2 separate regions of the Homo sapiens genome follow, and region 2 is linked to region 1. The links are chromatin loops, found by intact Hi-C in ENCODE. Cell type or tissue: endothelial cell of umbilical vein. All regions are shown on one strand. Links, peaks and the distances in the headings refer to the core of each region. The heading gives the core; the rest is flanking DNA. Region 1 overlaps NEK1 (NIMA related kinase 1). Region 2 overlaps PALLD (palladin, cytoskeletal associated protein).

What was found. A loop is a pair of places that touch in the nucleus more often than their neighbours do. Peaks named below come from ENCODE experiments on the same cell type or tissue, not always from the same donor. Only the 100,000 strongest peaks of a DNase experiment are listed, where the experiment ranks them.
Region 2: it touches region 1 in a loop (7-fold over the local background); 4 of 110 quality-filtered maps call a loop at or near these places.

What each region holds. Positions count from the first base shown.
Region 1 is chr4:169,488,521-169,500,212 of GRCh38, reverse strand. The region is part of intron 23 of NEK1 (NIMA related kinase 1); the gene reads left to right. Among named protein-coding and RNA genes, the nearest start is that of NEK1, 120 kb to the left of the region's middle. In endothelial cell of umbilical vein, for the core only: a CTCF peak has its summit at 7,109 (motif pointing right); a DNase peak (open chromatin) is centred at 7,142.
Region 2 is chr4:168,578,936-168,590,627 of GRCh38, reverse strand. The region is part of intron 2 of PALLD (palladin, cytoskeletal associated protein); the gene reads right to left. All of the region lies in intron 1 of LOC124900807 (a long non-coding RNA gene), which reads left to right. Among named protein-coding and RNA genes, the nearest start is that of PALLD-AS1, 64 kb to the left of the region's middle. In endothelial cell of umbilical vein, for the core only: a CTCF peak has its summit at 4,924; a DNase peak (open chromatin) is centred at 4,887.

The DNA.
Region 1 (11,692 bases), core at 2,124-10,123:
ATATCTGGCGCCTGGCTCAGAGGGTCCTATGCCCACGGAGCCTCGCTCATTGCTAGCACAGCAGTCTGAGATCAAACTGCAAGGCGGCAGCGAGGCTGGGGGAGGGGTGCCCACCATTGCCAAGGCTTGAGTAGGTAAACAAAGTGGCCGGGAAGCTCAAACTGGGTGGAGCCCACCGCAGCTCATGGAGGCCTGCCTGCCTCTGTAGACTCCACCTCTGGGGGCAGGGCATAGCCAAACAAAAGGCAGCAGAATCCTCTGCAGACTTAAATGTCCCTGTCTGACAGCTTTGAAGAGAGTAGTGGTTGTCCCAGCACGCAGCTGCAGATCTGAGAACGGACAGACTGCCTCCTCAAGTGGGTCCCTGACCCCCGAGTAGCCTAACTGGGAGGCACCCCCCAGTAGGGGCAGACTGACACCTCACACAGCCTGGTACTCCTCTGAGACAAAACTTCCAGAGGAATGATCAGGCAGCAACATTTGCTGTTCACCAATATCCACTGTTCTGCAGCCTCCGCTGCTGATACCCAGGCAAACGGTCTGGAGTGGATCTCCAGCAAACTCCAACAGACCTGCAGCTGAGGGTCCTGACTGTTGGGGGGAAAACTAACAAACAGAAAGAACACCCACACCAAAACCCCATCTGTATGTCACCATCATCAAAGACCAAAGGTAGATAAAACCACAAAGATAGGGAAAAAACAGAGCAGAAAAACTGGAAACTCTAAAAATCAGAGTGCCTCTCCTCCTCCAAAGGAATGCAGCTCCTCACCAGCAACAGAACAAAGCTGGACAGAGAATGACTTTGACGAGTTGAGAGAAGAAGGCTTCAGATGATCAAACTACACCTTGCTAAAGGAGGAAGTTCGAACCCATGGCAAAGAAGTTAAAAACCTTGAAAAAAAAATTAGATGAATGGCTAACTAGAATAACCAGTGTAGAGAAGTCCTTAAAGAACCTGATGGAGCTGAAAATCATGGCACAAGAACTACGTGACGAATGCACAAGCCTCAGTAGCCAATTTGTCAACTGGAAGAAGGGGTATCAGTGATGGAAGATCAAATGAATGAAATGAAGCGAGAAGAGTTTAGAGAAAAAAGAATAAAAAGAAACAAACAAAGCCTCCAAGAATTATGGGACTATGTGAAAAGACCAAATCTACGTCTGATTGGTGTACCTGAAAGTGATGGGGAGAATGGAACCAAGTTGGAAAACACTCTGCAGTATATTATCCAGGAGAACTTCCCCAATCTAGCAAGACATGCCAACATTCATATTCAGGAAATACAGAGAATGCCACAAAGATACTCCTCGAGAAGAGCAACTCCAAGACACATAATTGTCAGATTCACCAAAGTTGAAATGAAGGAAAAAATGTTAAGGGCAGCCAGAGAGAAAGGTTGGGTTACCTACAAACGGAAGCCCATCAGACTAACAGCTGATCTCTAGGCAGAAACTCTACAAGCCAGAAGAGAGTGGGGGCCATTATTCAACATTCTTAAAGAAACGAATTTTCAACTCAGAATTTCATATCCAGCCAAACTAAGCTTCATAAGTGAAGGAGAAATAAAATACTTTACAGACAAGCAAATGCTGAGAGATTTTGTCACCACCAGGCCTGCCCTAAAAGAGCTCCAGAAGGAAGCACTAAACATGGAAAGGAACAACCAGTACCAGCCACTGAAAAAACATGCCAAATTGTAAAGACCATCGAGGCTAGTAAGAAACTGCATCAACTAATGAGCAAAATAACCAGCTAACATCATAATGAAGGGATCAAATTCACACATAACAATATTAACCTTAAATGTAAATGGGCTAAATGCTCCAATTAAAAGACACAGACTGGCAAATTGGATAAAGAGTCAAGATCCGTCAGTGTGCTGTATTCAGGAAACCCATCTCATGTGCAGAGACACACATAGGCTCAAAATAAAGGGATGGAGGAAGAGCTACCAAGCAAATGGAAAACAAAAAAAGGCAGGGGTTGCAATCCTAGTCTCTGATAAAAGACTTTAAACCAGCAAAGATCAAAAGAGACAAAGAAGGCCATTACATAATTGTAAAGGGATCAATTCAACAAGAAGAGCTAACTATCCTAAATATATATGCATCCAATACAGGAGCACCCAGATTCATAAAGCAAGTCCTTAGAGACCTACAAAGAGACTTAGACTCCCACACAATAATAATGGGAAGACTTTAACACCCCATTGTCAACGTTAGACAGATCAACAAGACAGAAAGTTAACAAGGATATCCAGGAATTGAACTCAGCTCTGCACCAAGGGGACCTGATAGACATCTACAGAACTCTCCACCCCAAATCAACAGAATATACATTCTTTTCAGCACCACACCACACCTATTTCAAAATTGACCACATAGTTGGAAGTAAAGCACTCCTCAGCAAATGTAAAAGAACAGAAATTATAACAAACTATCTCTCAGACCACAGTGCAATCAGACTAGAACTCAGGATTAAGACACTCACTCAAAACCGCTCAACTACGTGGAAACTGAACAACCTGTTCCTGAATGACTACTGGGTACATAATGAAATGAAGGCAGAAATAAAGATATTCTTTGAAACCAATGAGAACAAAGACACAACATACCAGAATCTCTGGGACACACTCAAAGCAGTGCGTAGAAGGAAATTTATAGCACTAAGTGCCCACAAGAGAAAGCAGGAAAGATCTAAAATTGACACCCTAACATCACAATTAAAAGAACTAGAGGAGCAAGAGCAAACACATTCAAAAGCTAGCAGAAGGCAAGAAATAACTAAGATCAGAGCAGAACTGAAGGAAATAGAGACACAAAAAACCCTCCAAAAAATCAGTGAATCTAGGAGCTGGTTTTTTGAAAAGATCAACAAAATTGATAGACCGCTAGCAAGACTAATAAAGAAGAAAAGAGAGAAGAATCAAATAGATGCAATAAAAAATGATAAAGGGGATATCACCACCAATCCCACAGAAATACAAACTACCATCAGAGAATACTATAAACACCTCTACGCAAATAAACTAGAAAATCTAGAAGAAATGGATAAATTCCTCGACACATACACCCTCCCAAGACTAAACCAGGAAGAAGTTGAATCCCTGAATAGACCAATAACAGGCTCTGAAATTGAGGCAATAATTAATAGCTTACCCACCAAAAGAAATCCAGGACCAGATGGATTCACAGCCGAATTCTACCAGAGGTACAAGGAGGAGCTGTTACCATTCCTTCTGAAACTATTCCAATCAATAGAAAAAGAGGGAATCCTCCCTAACGCATTTTATGAGGCCAACATCATCCTGATACCAAAGCCTGGCAGAGACACAACAAAAAAAGAGAATTTTAGACCAATATCCCTGATGAACATCGATGTAAAAATCCTCAATAAAATACTGGCAAACCGAATCCAGCAGCACATCAAAAAGCTTATCCACCATGATCAAGTGGGCTTCATCCCTGGGATGCAAGGCTGGTTCAACATACGCAAATCAATAAACGTAATCCAGCATATAAACAGAACCAAAGGCAAAAACCACATGATTATCTCAATAGATGCAGAAAAGGCCTTTGACAAAATTCAACAGCCCTTCATGCTAAAAACTCTCAATAAATTATGTATTGATGGGACGTATCTCAAAATAATAAGAGCTATCTATGACAAACCCACAGCCAATATCACACTGAATGGGCAAAAACTGGAAGCATTCCCTTTGAAAACTGGCACAAGACAGGGATGCCCTCTCTCACCACTCCTATTCAACATAGTGTTGGAAGTTCTGGCCAGGGCAATCAGGCAGGAGAAGGAAATAAAGGGTATTCAATTAGGAAAAGAGGAAGTCAAATTGTCCCTGTTTGCAGATGACATGATTGTATATCTAGAAAACCCCATCGTCTCAGCCCAAAATCTCCTTAAGCTGATAGGCAACTTCAGCAAAGTCTCAGGATACAAAATCAATGTGCAAAAATCACAAGCAGTCTTATACACCAATAACAGACAAACAGAGAGCCAAATCATGAGTGAACTCCCATTCACAATTGCTTCAAAGAGTATAAAATACCTAGCAATCCAACTTACAAGGGACGTGAAGGACCTCTTCAAGGAGAACTACAAACCACTGCTCAATGAAATAAAAGGGGATACAAACAAATGGAAGAATATTCCATGCTCATGGGTGGGAAGAATCAGTATCGTGAAAATGGCCCTACTTCCCAAGGTAATTTATAGATTCAATGCCATCCCCATCAAGCTACCAATGACTTTCTTCACAGAATTGGAAAAAACTACTTTAAAGTTCACATGGAACCAAAAAAGAGCCCGCATTGCCAAGTCAATCCTAAGCCAAAAGAACAAAGCTGGAGGCATCACACTACCTGACTTCAAACTATACTACAAGGCTACAGTAACCAAAACAGCATGGTACTGGTACCAAAGCAGAGGTATAGACCAATGGAACAGAACAGAGCCCTCAGAAATAATGCTGCATATCTACAACTATCTGATCTTTGACAAACCTGACAAAAACGAAAAATGAGGAAAGGATTCCCTATTTAATAAATGGTGCTGGGAAAACTGGCTAGCCATATGTAGAAAGCTGAAACTGGATCCCTTCTTTACACTTTATACAAAAATTAATTCAAGATGGATTAAAGACTTAAATGGGCCGGGCACGGTGGCTCACGCCTGTAATCCCAGCACTTTGGGAGGCCGAGACGGGCGGATCACGAGGTCAGGAGATCGAGACCATCCTGGCTAACACGGTGAAACCCCGTCTCTACTAAAAATACAAAAATTAGCTGGTCATGGTGGCGCGCGCCTGTAGTCCCAGCTACACGGGAGGCTGAGGCAGGAGAATGGCGTGAACCCGGGAGGTGGAGCTTGCAGTGAGTCGAGATCGCGCCACTGCACTCCAGCCTGGGCGACAGAGCGAAACTCCGTCTCAAAAAAAAAAAAAAAAAAAAAAGACTTAAATGTTAGACCTAAAACCATAAAAACCCTAGAAGAAAACCTAGGCAGTACCATTCAGTACATAGACATGGGCAAGGACTTCATGTCTAAAACACCAAAAGCAATGGCAACAAAAGCCAAAATTGACAAATGGGATCTAATTAAAATAAAGAGCTTCTGCACAGCAAAAGAAACTACCATCAGAGTGAACAGGCAACCTACAGAATGGGAGAAAATTTTTGCAACCTACTCATCTGACAAAGGCCTAATATCCAGAATCTACAATGAACTCAAATTTACAAGAAAAGAACAACGCCATCACAAAGTGGGCGAAGGATATGAACAGACGCTTCTCAAAAGAAGACATTTCTGCAGCCAAAAGACACATGAAAAAATGCTCATCATCACTGGCCATCAGAGAAATGCAAATCAAAACCACAATGAGATACCATCTCACACCAGTTAGAATGGCAATCACTAAAAAGTGAGGAAACAACAGGTGCTGGAGAGGATGTGGAGAAATAGGAACACTTTTACAGTGTTGGTGGGACTGTAAAGTAGTTCAACCATTGTGGAAGTCAGTGTGGCGATTCCTCAGGGATCTAGAACTAGAAATACCATTTGACCCAGCCATCCCATTACTGGGTATGTACCCAGAGGATTATATAACATGCTGCTATAAAGACACAAGCACACGTATGTTTATTGCGGCACTATTCACAATAGCAAAGACTTGGAACCAACCCAGATGTCCAACAATGATAGACTGAATTAAGAATATGTGGCACATATACACCATGGAATACTATGCAGCCATCAAAAATGACGAGTTCATGTCCTTTGTAGGGGCATGGATGAAGCTGGAAACCATCATTCTCAGCAAACTATCACAAGGACAAAAACCAAACACTGCATGTTCTCACTCATAGGTGGGAATTGAACAATGAGAACACATGGACACAGGAAGGGGAACATCACACACCAGGGCCTGTTGTGGGGTGGGGGTAGTGGGGAGGGATAGCATTAGGAGATATACCTAAGGTAAATGACGAGTTAATGGGTGCAGCACACAAACATGTTACATGTATACATATGTAACAAACCTGCACGTTGTGCACATGTTCCCTAAAACTTAAAGTATAAAAAAAAAAAAAAGAAAGAAATCCGTTGTGAGTCTGATGGGATTCCCTTTAAAAGAGGCAATTTGGTTCTTTTCTCTAGCTGCCTTTAAGATTGTTTCTTTCACATTGACCCTGGATTGTCTGATGACTGTGTGCCTTGGTGATGGTCATCTTATATAGTATCTCACTGGTGTTCTCTGAATTTCTTGTGTCTGCATATCAACCTCTCTTGGAAGATTGGGGAAATTTTTCAGAATCATACCCTGAAATATGTTTTCCAGTTTCCTTACTTTCTGTTTTTCTCTCTCAGGAATGCCAGTAATTCATTGGTTTGGTTGCTTTACATAATCTTATATTTCTTGAAGGCCTTGTTTGCTTTTTTAAATTCTTTCTCTTTATTTTTGTCTGACTGGGTTAATTCAAAAGACCAGTCTTTGAGCTCTGAAATTCTTCTTCTGCTTTGTCTAGTTTGTTGTTAAGGCTTCCAACTGTATTTTGAAATTCCCATAGTGAGTTTTTTAATTCCAAAAGTTCTGTTTGGTTCTTTGTTAATATCATTATGTCATCTTTCATGTCCTGGATCATTTTTCTGGCTTCTTTGTATTGGATTTCAACTTCCTCTCAGATCTTGTGGAGTTTCCTTGCCATCAATATTCCAAGTTCTTTATGTATCATTTTAGATATTTCAGTCTGCTTAGGATCCATGGCTAGGGAGCTAGAACGATCCTTTGGAGATGACAAAGCACCTTGGCTTTTTGTACTTCCAGAGTTCTTTCACTGATTCCTTCTCATCTGAGTGAGCTGACAATTCTTTTTTTGGATTTGTGTTTATTTGGATGGGACTTATTTTTTTTCCCCTTGAAGGTGTAACTGTGATGTATGTTGTGTATGCTCGATTGGCTTCTTTTCTGGGTGCTTTTAGGGGGCCAAAGCTCCATATGGGTTTTTTGGTTGCAGGTAGGTTTGTGTGGTGGCTTTCTCAGATGCTGTTTTTTGTAGTTTTTGCTTGGCGGTGTAATTCAGGCTGCAGTCCAGTAGATGGTGCCGAAGAGTAAGATACAGCAGATTTATTTAGGCTCTGTTCACTTTCATCGAGCCACCAGAGAAGCCCAGAAAGGGCCATTGGGCCCCAACAGAAAGAACTGCTGCCATGTCCACAATCATGCACTTTGGCGAGATGAGAAGGTGAGAGATGACCCCCTTCTCCACGTTTGTTCCGAGGCATTGGCGCTGCCCCCTTCAGTGGTTAGTGCTGCACCCACATTTCCTGTTTCCCATTGGTGGCTTTGACAGGCTGCTCTGTCTCCTCCTTGAGGGGCAGTTTGTGCCAAGTGTTCAATCTGTGGGAGACCCCAAACTCCCTGAGAATCTGCTGGTGTCATGTACTTGCCAAAGTCAGAGTAGGTTGTGTAGTATGTCTGCGGGTGGTGGTGCAGTGGCTCAAGGGCAGAGGATCTACAAGCAAGGGGAGTGGCACCACAGGTACACAACTGGTATGACAACTGCCATCTCAGTTTGGATCAGAGGTGGGTGCAGCATGGCTAAGTCAGCTGCTCACCCAGTTCTCTGTTTTCAGGAAGTCCTCTAATCGCCACCGATAGTGTTGCCCTGGCTTGCAAGGGCTGAGGGGCTCCCCAGCTGTTTAGCAGCCAGTGTGTTGTCAGAGGGGTGAGGGGAGCAGAGACACACTCCCACCTACAGTTTCTGCTGGACTCTGAGTTCCTCAGCGGTCGCTATCAACCAGACTTTTGCTGCTTTCTTTCTCTCCACCCAATCTTCTTCACGTGGGTACTCCAACAGGTCCTGGCTCTGTTCCCTCTGTTTCCTTGTCAAAACTTGATGATTTACCAGTAATTTTGATCTTCCTTCTGAGGAGAACGGGCATGAGATGTCCGTAGTCACAATCTTGAAGCAGCGTCTGAATCTTATTTTTCCATCCATTCTAAATCTTTTGATTGGAGAGCTTAATTACATTGAAGATTGTTATTGATAGGTAAGCACGTACTACTGCATTTGTTATTGTTTTCTGGTTGTTTTTTGGTCCTTTGTTCCTTTCTTCTTCTCTTATTGTCTACTCTTGTGATTTTGTGCTATGTGCTAAGTTTTGATTCCTTTCTCGTTCTCATTTGTGTATCTACTGTAGTTTTTTGCTTTGTAGTTAATCATGAGGCTTACACAAAGCATCTTATAGTAATAATAGACTATTTTAAGCTGATAACAATTTAACTTTGTCACATGAAGATATTCTAGACTTTTACCCTCCTCACAATTATTTTGGCTGTCACAGTTTATACCTTTTTACATTTTGGACTTCATAACAACTTAATGCAATTACAGTTGTTTTTTACTGTTTCAACATTTAACCTTTATAATAGCAATTTGAGAGATTTACACACCATTGTTGCAGTAATGGAATATTCTGAATTTGAATATATATAAATACCTCTCTACCAGTGAGTTTTATACTTTGATATGTTCTTGTGGTAGTAGTTATTGTTCTTTTGTTTCTGGTTGAAGAACTCTTAAGCATTTCTTGTAAATCAGTTCTAGAGGTGATGAATTCCCTTAGCTTCTGTCTATCTGGGAAAGACTTTACTTCTATTTTATTTCTGAAAAACAGCTTTTCTAAGTATAGTATTGTTGGCTGGCAGGGTTTTTTTAATTAGCACCTTGAGTATATTATCCCATTCTCTCCTGACCTGCAAGATTTCTGCTGAGAAATCTGCTGATAGTCTAATGGCGAGCCCCTTGTATGTTGCTTGATGCTCTTCTCCCTCTGCTTTTAAAATTCTTTGTCTTTTACTTTTAATGTTTTAAATTATAAAGTGCCTTGGTGAGGACCTCTTTGCATTGAACCTGTTTGTTAGTTTTCAACTTCTGTAGATATGGATGACCATATCACTCCCAAGACTTGGGAAGTGTTCAGCAAGTACTTCACTTAAAAAGCCTTCTGTGCCTTTCTCCATCTCTCTTTTTTTTTTTTTTTTTTTTTTTTTTTGAGATGGAGTCTTCCTCTGTTGCTGGAGTGCAGTGACGTAATCTTGGCTCACTGCAGCCTCCACCTCCTGGGTTCAAGCGATTCTCCTGCCTCAGCCTCCCAAGTAGCTGGGACTACAGGCGCATGCCACCACACCTGGCTAATTTTTTGTATTTTTAGTAGAGACAGGGCTTCACCATGTTAGCCAGGATGGTCTTGATCTCCTGACCTCGTGATCCTCCCGCCTTGGCCTCCCAAAGTGCTGGGATTACAGGCGTGAGCCACCATGCCCGGCCTCATCTCTTCTCTTTCTAGAGCTCATACTGTGACATTTGTTCCTTTCATGGTGTTCCATAATTCCTATAGGCTTTCTTCACTTTTTCTCTATCTGGGCAACTTCAAAAGACCTATCTTCAAATTCACAGATTGTTTCCTCTGCTTGATCTAGTCTGCTGTTGAAGCTCTCAGTTTTTAACAATTTCATTCATTGAATTCTTCAGCCCCAAGATTTCTGTTTGGTTCTTTTTGTGTTATGTATATCTTTATTGAGCTTGTGATTCATATCATGGATTATTTTGCTGATTTCATTGAATTGTCTATCCTCTTGTATATCCCTGAGTTTCCGTAAGATCATTACTTTGATTTCTCTATCAGGTAATTTGTAAATTTCCATTTCTTTGGGGTCATTATCTGGAGAATTATTCCTTTGATGGTGTCATGTTTTCCTGCTTTTTCATGTTTCTTGTGTCCTTGCATTGATAACTGCACATCTAGTGGATCAGTGACCTCTTCCAAATCTATAGAGTTGCTTTTGTAGGGGATGATTTTACCTATAGATGATTGCTAGGGGGTCAGTTGAGCAGGGTGCATTGGCTCTGTGGGTGGTGGTGCAGTGGCTCAAGGGCAGAGGTTCTGCCTCTGGTTCCAGGTAGGCACGGTAGTGTAGTGTCCATGCAGCTCCTTCAGTTGTAATCAATTTGAGTAATGGCTGCAGGTACTTTAGCCATGACTGTAGGAGTGTGTGACAGCAGTGGTAGCAGCATAGGTTATTAGGATTCTCAGTGACAAGGGCTTTAGTGGGGGTCCTCCTGCTCTTGTTTATCGTACCGTGGGGAGACTTTGTTGGGGAAATCCTTCTTGTTGTCAGATTTGGCAGAGCTCACAAGCAGCCTACAGTGGTGCTAGGGTCCTGGGCCCACTGTCTTCCTGAATTACTATGATACTTGTGACTTGAGTACAAGTTCACTCTCTGAGGTATGGGTAGATGAAGCTGTTCTACAAAGGTGGGGACTGACTCTAAGGCATTCCCCAGTAGCTTGGGCCCAGGTAGCAGGGATATAGCTGTGACTCTGATCCTGAGAGTCAGGGCACAGCACTGGCATGGGTCTGGAGAAGAAGAGATGTTCTAGAGGCTTGGACCCTAGGGAGCAGGGCATAACTGCACTTCAGTTTCTGGAGCCAGTAGGGCATAGTGGCAACTTGGACACCAGGAGAGGAGGTTCCTTGTAGTGGTGACTCTGGCATGGCAGGACATAGCAATGGACCAGACTTTGTGAGGCTGGGTACAGCAGCAACAAGGGCCCATGAATGGTGGGGCACAGCTGTGACTTAGGCATTGGGGAAGGGAATAGCACAACAATGACTCCACCCTTCTGTATATGGCCATACTTAGCCTGTGCTTCACAGGGTTTCTGCCACTCCCTTGCTATTCTCTGACATTCTTAAGTCACTCTGGTCAAAATGCAGTTATCAATTCATTGTTTTTGTCCTTTTTTGTGGGGCAGAGGGTAGAGCATTAGGCATTTGTAATTTGCCATCCTGCTGATGTCACCACCCTCCTTGCCTGGCTGCCTGGCTACCTAGCTGCCTCCTTCCCTCCCTCCCTCCGCCCCTCTATAGTTAGTTTCTATTGCCTTCAACCAAAGAATCTTAACTGATTTACCACGTAAAATGCTCAGCATGGTACCTGGTGAATAGTAACACAAATAAATTCATTGGGAATTCTGTGTCTCATGATATTCCAGAGCTGTGCATAAGGAAATGTTCAGGAAACATCTGTTTATTTAATGCACACTGGTATAGTGGGAAAAAAATGAGACTGGGAATCAGAATACCTGATTTTGGTCTCAGCCTTGCCAATTAATTAGCTTGTTTGAAGATTGACTTAATGTTTGTGGCCTTTATTTCCTCGTCTAGATGAAGGGCATATTCTCTAATGTTGCTCTATCTAAATTGTATAGAAAAATAGTATCCATAATGTAAGTATTTAGATCCAGCTTAATATACAAAAAAAAATTGATTAAAGTTATTTAACTATTATTTCAATAGAAAGTCTAATATAGCATAATCTAGATGTTATATTGGGGGGTAGTGTTCATATATCTATCTTTACTCATTGACCGTTACTCAGGAGTGGTTAACATGGAATTCAGAATTGAAGCTAGCATTATTAAGCCCCCTAAAATATTAATGTAAAGTTTGGCAGTATGTATGTTGGTGCATTTTCTTCAGTAAAACCACGTATATTTCCTTGGATTCTCAAAAGTATAATATTTTCAATCTAACAAAGGATAAAAATCACTGCCCTGTAACCAAACCAGCATGGTACTGGTACAAAAATAGACACATAGAACAATG
Region 2 (11,692 bases), core at 1,322-9,321, 910 kb after region 1:
AACTGGAAAAACAAAATTCAAAACCATATGCCCTGCTACTTAAAAGCCACTAAATATTTCATTATTTAATAGATGATACAAGTAGAAGTGAATTCTTGTTGTGCCATTATTATACAGAAAGCCAACATTTTCCTTGTGAATTTCTGATGATATTTTAACAGGGTGGTTCTAACTGGTCTCAGAATTTTTCTGAGGAATAATGCTATTTGTTGGAAAAAATACTTAGATATGCACTGGGGATAAGCGGATATTGAGACTTTTGTGTAGTTGTTAAGACTGTTTTTTGAGACGGAGTTTTGCTCTTGTTGCCCAGGCTGGAGTGCAATGGCGCAATCTTGGCTAACTGCAACCTCCATTTCCTGGGTTCAAGTGATTCTCCTGCCTCAGCCTCCTGAGTAGCTGGGATTATAGGCGACTGCCACCACGGCAAGCTAATTTTTCTTTGTATGCTTAGTAGAGACGGGGTTTCGCCATGTTGGCCAGGCTGGTCTCAAACTCCTGACCTCAGGTGATCCCCCCGCCTTGGCCTCCCAAAGTACTGGGATTACAGGCGTGAGCCACTGAGCCCAGCCTGAGTGGTTAAGACTTCTAGTCAACCTGAGAAAAGAACTTTTAAGTGTGCCAATCCTGGAGGCTTCAGTAAATTCTTCCACCATGTGACATTTGGTGCAAATGGACATCCTTGTAAAAACTGGTGAAGAGCTGGGTTTTACACTTAGGTGGACATGGGGCCAAATGAGGCAGCACGCAGGTATACAGAACAGGAGCAGAGAGGATCATGAGAGGAAAAGCAGTTGGGAATCCTTAGAGACCTTCAAGAGTTTAAATCTTTCCAGTCTGGCACTGGGCAGAAAAGTCCATTAGGCTTGATTCTTTCAGTTGCGAGTGAGGCTCAACTAATATCTGGATCTCAAGATAATTTATCAACAATGCCTCTCATGCTTAGCAACTCCCCAAACTTTTCTTTCCTATCTTTAATATGGAGTGTCAGCTCTGAATAGAAATTTCAACTTGTTCTCCCCCTTCTTGAGCTTTCAAATGTGAAGAAATTGACTCAGCAGTAGATCTATAGTTTTTGGTGGTGGGGGTTGGTGGGAGTGGGTACAGTGGACTGGGTTATCCCAGGAAAGATTTCACGGTTATAGAACACTTTAAAGTATAGGCACTGATAGTCGCAGGAGGAAACGGACAAAAAATGGCCTTAAAAAAAGATGACTCAGAATTCTGACTCAGAGGGATTGGGGCCAATTTCTGATCTCATCTTGGAGCTTCTTGAAGCACCTGGACTTTCCCTGAAGGTCTCCTACCTAAATTGGAGCTTAGACCACACCTGTCTGGCCCTGAGGGAATAAGCTGACAAGCACCCGGCCTGCAGTGGATGCAGCTGTTCTCATTAGATCAGACGTGGATCAGAGTGATAACTTTCTAGAAGCATAATTTACCATACATTACAATCAAGAATGACAAATTACAGTATGGTAAAGCACTTTAGAAACGACACAAACTTTCCCTGCTAAGGGAGCCAGCTCTGACGAACCAGTACAGTTGTGCTTGACAATAGCCCGCTTGACTTTAGGGACTGTTGTCCTATTACCTAGTGTTTTACAGATACCCCTGGCCTTAAGTTCATTTTGACCCAAACATAAAAACTCACTGTCAAGGAACAGATGAAATTTCCACAAATTGACTCAGTAATTTCATCTAGAGTTGCAAATTGAGTATTTCATAGAGGAGAATACTTGAAAGAAGAAATTGGCTGGAGGAAAATAATTTTACTTGAAGCTGTTTCTGATAGAGATTGAACACGGCTATTTTTTTAAACAAACCATTTTGCTCTTTGTACATTTAGAACATTTTAATTTAGTGAAGTAATCTGAGAAGAATGATAACCAGAGTATGCTTAAAAAGTATCTGACACTCAGCCAGGCACGGTAGGTCACACCTGTAATCCCAGCACTTTGGGAGGCTGAGGCGGGCAGATCACTTGAGGTCAGGAGTTTGAGACCAGCCTGGCCAACATGGCAAAATCTCGTCTCTACTAAAAATAAAAATACAAAAGTTAGCCGGGTGTGGCTGCAGGCACCTGTAATCCCAGGTACTCAGGAGGCTGAGGCATGAGAATCGCTTGAACCCAGGAGGCGGAGGATGAAGTGAGGTGAGCACGCCACTGCACTCCAGCCTGGGTGACAGAGTGAGACTCTGTCTCAAAAAAAAAATAAAAAGTATCTGAAACTATTTCCATTTCTCTCTCAAAATCTGCAGACAACCATCTGAGGGTGACTAGGTGAATAAATCTTCTTTAAGGTGCTCCTCTCTTTCCCAACCCCACATTTCTTCAACATTTGAAAATTCTCACAATAATGGGCCAGTTTCATAGCTCAGGGTGTTTGGCTCCAGGAATTTTTTACAAATCCATCCTCCCAGGGCTCACAGTGATCCTGGTAGGAAACTGGGAATGGGGTCAAGGGAGAAGAAAAGCAGAGCAGTGGCTCTCAATCTCACAAACTGCTGAGAGGAATGGGCACTCCGCAGACATTCCCAGGCCCCATCGAGACTGACCCAGATCCAAGAGCGCCAGTTAGCACCAGATTTGACTTCAGAATGACTCAACGGAGTTTCTGCCTCAAGGGGTTTAGCCCTGGAGAAAGGCACCAGGAGACTCCCTTCTTGTGACACGCCTCGCAGTCTCATCTCCTGTCCACTTCCCCTCCTGCTTGCAGCCTTACCTTCCCACTTGAATCTCCCCTGCACCCCCCTGAAGAGCGCTCCACTGTATTTTAATGAATCATCTGAGTGCTGTTAGGCCAAGTGGTGACTCAGTTTTTTGGCTATTGGGGATGGCAGGAGAGTTCTCTTAACTCAGTTTTGTGGATTTCTGTATGGTGGAAAATGGGAGGAGGTGGTGAAATCCTTAGTCTTAGTAGCACTGGTTAGGGAATTGCTACAGCAGGGGAGAGGTAGAATAGGGAAAAAAGCAGCTGGCCAGGGATAACCTTAGCCATGCACAAGGCAAGCTGAGGTTTGAGAAAAAACGGAAAAGTTGGGAGATGCTGGCACAGCTGTCCTTCATAACCGCCTTCACATCCGCTCTCCCTAGCACTGAAGCCTCCCTGCGCTTTGGAGTCCCTGGCAGAGACTGGTTTGGGCAGTCTTTCCAGTGAAATCTGGTGAGCTGTCTGCTGCTTTAGCCAAGGAGTCCTGCTACTGAATGACATAAACAGTTCCCTTTCTTCAAGGGTGAAAGTATATTGGTGTGTTCTAGCAAACCAAGCAAAACGTGAAAAATATTTCAATTTTTAGGTGGCATTTGGTCAAGTGATTGCCTATGTGGTCTTCAAAGAATGTCTCCACTGGGGATTGACTATCATGATGCCAGAATTTTCCAAATCCCTAGACTCTTGAAGATCTTTCTAGCTGCTATCATTTGAAAGCTTAGCAGATTGTTGTTTATATCTACACACCCGCATTCTTCAACATCAGCACTGCAGGCATTTTGGGCTGGAGAATTCTTTGTCGTCGGGGGGTGTCCAGGGCACTGTGGGATGTTTAGCAGCTTCTCTGGCTTCTACTCTCTAGTACACCCCTCTCCCAGTGGTGACAACCGAAATGTCTCTAGGCATTGACAAATGTCTTCTGAGCAGAAGCGCAGCTCTGCAAAGAGACTGTCTAGGATACTAGACTTTTCCTTTTTACTCACTCTCTTATCGCATGGTACCCCTAGCTATGTCTCCTTGCCCTGAGGGAACGTTCGATTTTTTTTTAAGGAAATTCAGGAGAAAATATTTTTTAATTCCACAAAAGAATTAATGCAGAATTGAGAGACTGAACTGATGATGATTTGGTATATAAGGGTTTGAAAGACCTCTAATGTTTAAATTAGGCTTGTTCCATGGATGTCCAGAGTGCCCTGGAAAGCATGACCCATTTGAACCCAGGAAGCAATCAGCTCTGCCACCAGGAGCACTGGGCAGCCATATGATCAGAAACTGGGTTTACAGTTCAAACCCAGTACTGGGTTCTAATCCATACTTGCACAATGATTCAGCTTACGTTTTAGCTTGGCAGTTCTAGAAATCTCTGGCTATCTCAGTTTTACCAGTTCTAAAGTAAAGAGAGGGATTCGCTCCTCCTCTCCCTCCCACAATTCCCAAATTAGTGATCAACGACAGCAAAACGAATTGGGTCCAGCATGTAGACAGTGGTGAATTCTGGACTTTGCTGGGCAAGGGAATCTCAAGTTGAGGCTCAATTGTGAGGTGTAACAAGGTGTGTAAAAAAAAACGTTCTCTATATTCTTAAGAAGGGAGTTGCTACATAAATTTGGGGCATATCTAATTCCTAATGGTTTACCAGGAGTTTGGGAATACTGGAATCAAGGGGTGAAGAGTCTCAGCTTTTCTTTTTTGTGGGGCCGGAAGTAGTAGCTTGATAGGCACTGCTTAGAAAGCCTTTTTTTTTTTTTTTTTTTTTTTTTAGGTCTCTTGAGGACCTGGAGAAGCGATGTAGTATACTAAAGATATCTTAAAGTGCTCAAACACTCTGGCTAAATAAAAATTTCTCAAGACATTTCTTTCCAACTCGAACAAAATTACCAAAATATGAGGACATTGGTAACATTTAAACAGCAACCTTAATAGACCTATAATAGTAAACAATACGACTGTATTTGGTTTGAGGGAAAGAAGTTTATCTAGCTAATGCTATTTTCCTGACATTCTACCAATGCAAAGGACCCTGGATCCAATACTTTAATATGTCATTGTGTGGAAATCTCAGCTCTGGCCTCTTAAGAGTACTAAGAAGATTCCCCAAGCTAACTCTGACATTGTTTGGGAAACTTGGCTCCTAAGAGCAGGCGTGGGCTGCTTGGTTCCACCCTGGGCTGGGGAGCTTTTCAACTGGTATTGTGTCCACAGGCTCCCTCAGCTGGTGTCTCCGAAAACGACAGGCTGCTCCTCATACTGTCCTGAGCGCTCAGAATTAAACTGATGGGGCCAGGGGCACACTCAGTGCCTGCGCTGGGGACTGGATCCCAGGCCCCCCTCTGTTTTCTCTTCTATCTAAGAGTGCCTTCGTGCATAGACATGACAGCATTGATGAGCTGTGGGATGGCTGCAATCCCTACTTCATAAAAAGATGTGGGTCAGTAGAGAGAGGTGGGAGGAGAGGCATAAGGCTGGTTGCAAATCTCTTTTCTGTGACCTGCCAGTATAATTGAAGCTACATTGTTAGTTACACCTCATCTATGAAATGGGTTACACCTCATCTATGAAATGGGTTAATCATTTCCTCTCCTACACGGACACACACACACACACACACACACTCACACTCATATATTCTCATGGTCACACACACACACTACTCATAAGGATGTTGTGAGAATTAAACAAGATAATGGTTATAAAACCACTTGATAAACTGCAATATGTCATAAAATTTTGAAACTATTGTTTTTGTTGTACATCATGAGCAGTATGTCCTGTGTTCCTACATCTTTTAGAGACCATTCAATACATTTGGAATCTATTACCAAATAGAAATAGTTTCCAAAACAAACATATCTATCTTCTTGTCAGTTAGAATTAGTCAAATTTTTATCATAAATAACTATTATTATATAAACCAGTTATATGGGAACTGGTGTAAAATAGCCAAGAAAGGGGGGAACTCTACTAGACATTCCAAATAAATGTGTAGTTTCTTCATGTGTGTGTGCATGGGTACTTTGTTGAGGGAATATTTTGCTCACCATTGGCCTAGAATAAATGTTTGTTAAATGAATGAAAGAAAATATACATTATATAATGACTTTCCATCAAACAGTCCCCCTCAAGTTTATCCATATTCTCAGCCATGGCAGGATTTTCCATCACACATGGTCCACATTTGAATGTTCATATTCAGAAACACGGCTGGGTGAAACTAAAGTTTACTCATTTTTGGATGGCAGAAACAAACCACAGATTGAAATAGAAGACATTGTAAGCAATGTGTCTGACATACTTGGTGACTAAGATAGAAAACAATTCCTTAGATGCCTTAAAAGTGACATTTATTTTATATATCCAACTTTTCATGAAGGCAATCACACAAATTAAGATTGTTAACACATACTCTAATGAAGGATTAAGTAGAAATTTAAATGGAAAGATGACAAAATCCAAAATAACAATTTTTGGTTGAGATCCAAGAAAGATGACTTATGAACACATTTCTTTGTTTAATGCCAGACCCAGTAAAAGTACCATCTTGGTTATCTGGCATCTGTTCCATGCCTATTGGCATTCTTAACGCACACTGTAATGATACAGTGGTTCAGCAGAGGGATGCTTACACTTTGTTGAAATCTGAATATATTAATTTTAATTGCTTTAAATTAAAACTGAAGACGAGGTAAAAAAAAAAAAAACCTGATGGTCTTAGAGTACTATATAAGCTGGTGCTAGATTTTACCTGATGTCTATACATAATGATTTCCAATTATGCAAAGCCACATTGGAATGGGACAAAATAAAAGTGGGATAGGGATAGAATCTGATATTTATTTGGTTCCTTCTTTGTGTTAGACACTTTATGTGCCATTTCATTAGCTTCATATGCACCCACGCACAGAGTTTCATGCTCCTTATTTCAGAGATGAGAAATTTTGGGCTCAGAAAATTTAATTGCATGTACTAGAACTGGTAGAGAAAAAATGGAAACTATGCCTTTCTTGGTGGTGGGGAATACCACCACCTCAGTTTGGATTGGAAGGTTGGAAGAAAGAAAAGATATCGAAGGAAAGTAGACCTGAGAACTAGGCTTGGTAAACAGACAAGGTCCCATTGGCCACCCAGCAGAGCAGAAGTATAGAGTAAAAGCACATTGGTAGGAAAAGAAAAATATTATCACAGATATCCCAAGGGCTGAGATGTGTAATATTTAGTCCATTAGTCCATTAGCCTTAAATGGAAAATAAATATTCTTTTCAAGTGAAGTAAATCTTGAGTCTCCCTCTTTATCCAACTCCATCAAACTGATTGGTGCACTGGAAATATTTCCAGAGGAACCCAGACTAGGAAATAAGTCTGGTGCATGAAGATGACGGTCTATGTAATCTAGAACCTTTCTACTCCAAGTGTGATATGCAGACCAGCAGTATCAGTACTCCCTGGGAGCTCTTTGTGATTGTGGAATCTCAGTCTCCAGCCCAGACCTGCTGAATCGAAATGTGCTTGGAAAACTCCTCAGGTGATTCGTATGCACATTAATGTTTGAGAAGCACTGATCTAGAATAAAATTTTTTAGTTTCAGCATCATCTATTCACTTTCACATACTTTTTAGATAATTATAAAGGATATTTCACTTTATTCATCCATACCATACACATAGCAAAATATTGTAGGAACAATATCTTAGATTTCACTGTTTCTCATCCTCCTAACTTTTCCTAATAAAACAAAAAGAAATGTCTCTGTATTTATTTTAGTTTTGTACATATTCTACTTGGTCTTTTCTCTTGTTCCTAAAGACTATATGATAAGTACATTAGGGCTGAAATATATAGAAGAGAGTTAAAGTCCTATCAGGGAGGGAAAATGAGAAAGTACGCTGCTAATAATGAGTATGCTGTTTACTCTTTTATTATCAACTCTAATAATTTCTTTGTCCCAGTACTTCCTGGCTTTCAATGAACAGTAAAGTACTGGAACCAAGGAATTTGTTCAATTAAGAGTGCAAAGCCTTTCATTTATCAGGCACTGGCTTAGGTTGGAGGCAACTATGCATATAACATTATATTTTCCCACAACAAAATACCAGCAAACCAAATTCATAGCATATTAAAAGGATCATACATCAGGATCAAGTGAGATTTCTCCCTGTGATGCAAGAATAATTCAACATATGCAAATCAATAAATGTGACATACCACATTAACAGGATGAGGGATAAATATTATCTGATCATCTCCATAGATGCAGAAAGAACATTTGACAAAATTAACTCCTTTCATAAGAATTCTCAACGAGATAGGTATCAAAGAAATGTTCCTCAATATACTAAAGGCATATATGACAAGCCCATAGCTAACATCATAAACAGCGAAGAAATGAAAGCTTTTCCTCTAAGATCAGAAATTCAACATAGTACAGGAGGTCCTAGCCAGAGCAATTAGGCAAGAAAAAGGAATAAAAGGGATTCAGATCACAAAAGGGAGAAGTCAAATAGTCTCTGTTCACAGATGATCTGATCTTTTATATAGAAAGCCCTAACGACTCCACAAAAAATCTGATAAACAAATTCAGTAAAGTAGCAGGATACAAAGTCAACATACAAAAGTCAGTTGTGTTTCTGTACACTAACAATGAACTATATGAAAAAGAAATTAAGAAAACAATCCCATTTACAATAGCATAAAATCAATAAAATACCTAAGAAGACATTTAATCAAGGAGGTGAAAAATCTGGACACACTGAGAACTATAAAACAGTAATGAGAGCAGTAAGATACTTGCATAAAAACAGACATATAGACCAATGAAACATAGTAGAGAACCCAGAAATAAACCCATACATATATGGACAGTTGGTCTTCAACAAGGGTGCCCAAATTACATAATGGGGAAAGGACAGTTTCTTCAATAAATGGCACTAGAAAAACTGGATATTTATATGCAGAAGAAGGAAAGTAGACCCTTACCTCACTCCACATACAAGGTCAACTAAAAGTGAATTCAAGATTTAAATGTAAGACATGAAACTGTAAAACTACTAGAAGACAACATAAAAAAAAACCTTGACATTGGTTAGGCAATGATTTTTTGATATGACCTAAAAAACATAGGCAACAAAAGTAAAAATAGTTAAATGGGATTGCATCAGACTAAAACCTTCTGCAAAGCAAAGGAAATAGTCAACAGAGTAAAGAGACAACCTAAGAAATGGGATAAAATATTAGCAAACCATAAATCTGGTAAGGAGTTAATATCCGTATATATAAGAAACTTAATTCAGTTGAGTTTACTGAGTAACTCAGTAACAATATCCCCAAATAACCCTACTTAGAAATGGGCAAAGGACTTGAACAGACATTTCTTCAAAGAAAACAAATGGCCAACAAATACATGAAAAAGCACTTGATATCACTAATCAGAGAAATGCAAATCAAAACAGCAATGAAATATGACCTCACACCTGTTAGAATGGCTACTATCAAAAAGACAAAAGATTAAGCGTTGGCAAGGGCGTGAAGAAAAGCAAACCCTTGTACACTGTTGGTGGGAATGGAAACTGGTGCAGCCATTATGGAAAACAGTATGAAGGTTGCTCAAAAAAAAAAATAGAACTAGCATAAAATCCAGCACAATCCTGCTTCCAGGTATATACACAAAGGAAATGAAATCAGTATCCTGAAGAGACATCTGCACTCCCACGTTCATGGTAGTGTTATCTACAACAGCCAAGATTTGGAAACAACCTAAGGATCTGGGTATTTTTTTTTAATATTGTAACTTTTATTTTAGGTGCAGGGGTACATGTTCAGGTTTGTAATATAGGTAAACTTGTGACTCAGTGGTTTGGTATACAGATTATTTTGTCACATGGGTACAAATCATAGTATCTGACAGTTTTTTTTTTTTCCTGAACCTCTCCCACCTCCAACCTTCTTCCCTCCAGTAGGCCCCAGTTTCCATTGTTTTCCTCCTCCTGTCCACATGTTCTCATTTTTTGGCTGCTAATTATAAGTGAGAACATGCAGTATTTGGCTTTCTGTTCCTGTGTTAGTTAGCTAAGGATAATGGCCTCTAGCACCATCCATGTTCCTGCAAAGGACTTGATCTCGTTTTTTTTGGCTGCATAGTATTCCATGATGTATATGTGCCACATTTTCTTTATCCAGTCTACCACTGATGGGCATTTAGGTTGATTCCATGTTTTTGCTGTTGTGAATAGTGCTGCAGTAAACATATGCATACATATGTCTTTATAGTAGAATGATTTATATTCCTTTGGCTATATACCCGGTAATGTGATTGTTGGGTCAAATGATAGTTCTGTAGTTAGTTCTTTGAGGAATTTCCATACTGCTTTCCACAATGGTTGAAGTAATTTATACTCTCACCAGCAGTGTATAAGCATTTCCTTTTCTCCACAACTTCACCAGCACCTGTTATTTTTTGTCTGTTATAGTAGCCATTCTGACTGGTGTGAGACGGTATCTCACTGTGGTTTTGATTTGCATTACTCTAATGGTTAGTGATATTGAGCATTTTTTTCATATGCTTGGTGGCCACATGTATGTCTTCTTTTGAAAGTTGTCTGTTCATGTCCTTTGCCCATCTGTTGATGGATGCATGGATAAAGAAAATGTGATACACACACACACACACACACACACACACACCACAGTGAAATAATATTCAGTCTTTAAAAAGAAGGAAATCCTGCAATTTGTGACAACATTGATGAGGCTGGAGGACATCATCTTAAGTGAAATAAGCCAGGCACAGAAAGACAAACATGGCACGATCTGACACACGTGGAATCCAAAAAAGTCAAACTCATAAAACAGAAGGTAGAATGGTGGTTGCCAGGGTTTGGATGGTGGAGGAAATGAGGAGCTATTGGTCAAACGGTACAAAGTTTCAGGACGAATAAATTTTGGAGGTTTAATGGACAATATGGTGATTATAATTAATAACACTGTGTTCTATATTTAAAGTTTACTGAGAGTAGACCTGAAGTATTCTCACCACACACACAAGCTGTAACTATGTGAGCTGAGAATATGTTAATTAGCTTGATTGCAGTAATCATTTTACAACATATATGTATATCAAAACATCACATTGTATACTTTATATATAATTTTTATCTGTCAAAATAAAATAAAATTCCAGAAAAAAATTATGTCTTACATGTCAGATAAGAACTTATTTTAAAATAATTTTTATGTAATAAAAAACAATGCCCCGTTAAGCTACCGAAGAGTCATCTTCACAATAGGGGCATAAACATGATTCTCATATTTTTTAATTTGTTAATTTTCCTTTAAATATTTATTTTAAGAACATTGACCTAGACCTTTTCCGTCTTTAACTACCCGATATTATATGCTTGTTTACCTAACTAGATATATGTTGATTTATACATATTTGTGCGCTGTATTGCATAGCTAAAAAAAATTGCTGCAATGTTTGAGTATTCCTATGTTTTTCCAAATCAATTTCTCAAACATTTAGAGATTAAAATTTAGCAATTGGATGCATTTGTTAATAATGACAACTGACAGTCATTGATTAGTTATGGCATGCTTCAATATGACATTCCATTTAATATCCCCAATGTCCCTCTGGAGGAGACATCATTCTTACCCGAATTACATGAAGGTACGAAATGACGTTTAGGGAGATTAACCAACTTTCAAATAGCTGCACTTTACATGGCACTATTAGCCATTGTGGTGAACTACCTTGACCTCCCCACTGTGGGAGATTTACTAGGACTTTCTAGGGATTGAAAGCAAGGACTGCCTTAGTCAAAATTACAGAGCTGAAGCTTATTTTCAGATAGTCTCCTTTATCCCTTTCTTTGATCTCCAAATGCTCTTCTTTTCCTGTGAAAACTCTTTCCCTACTTGAAAATAGAAATCTACTAGGAGTTGGTTAAAACTAGAAATTGACACATACAGAGCACACAAACTGGAAT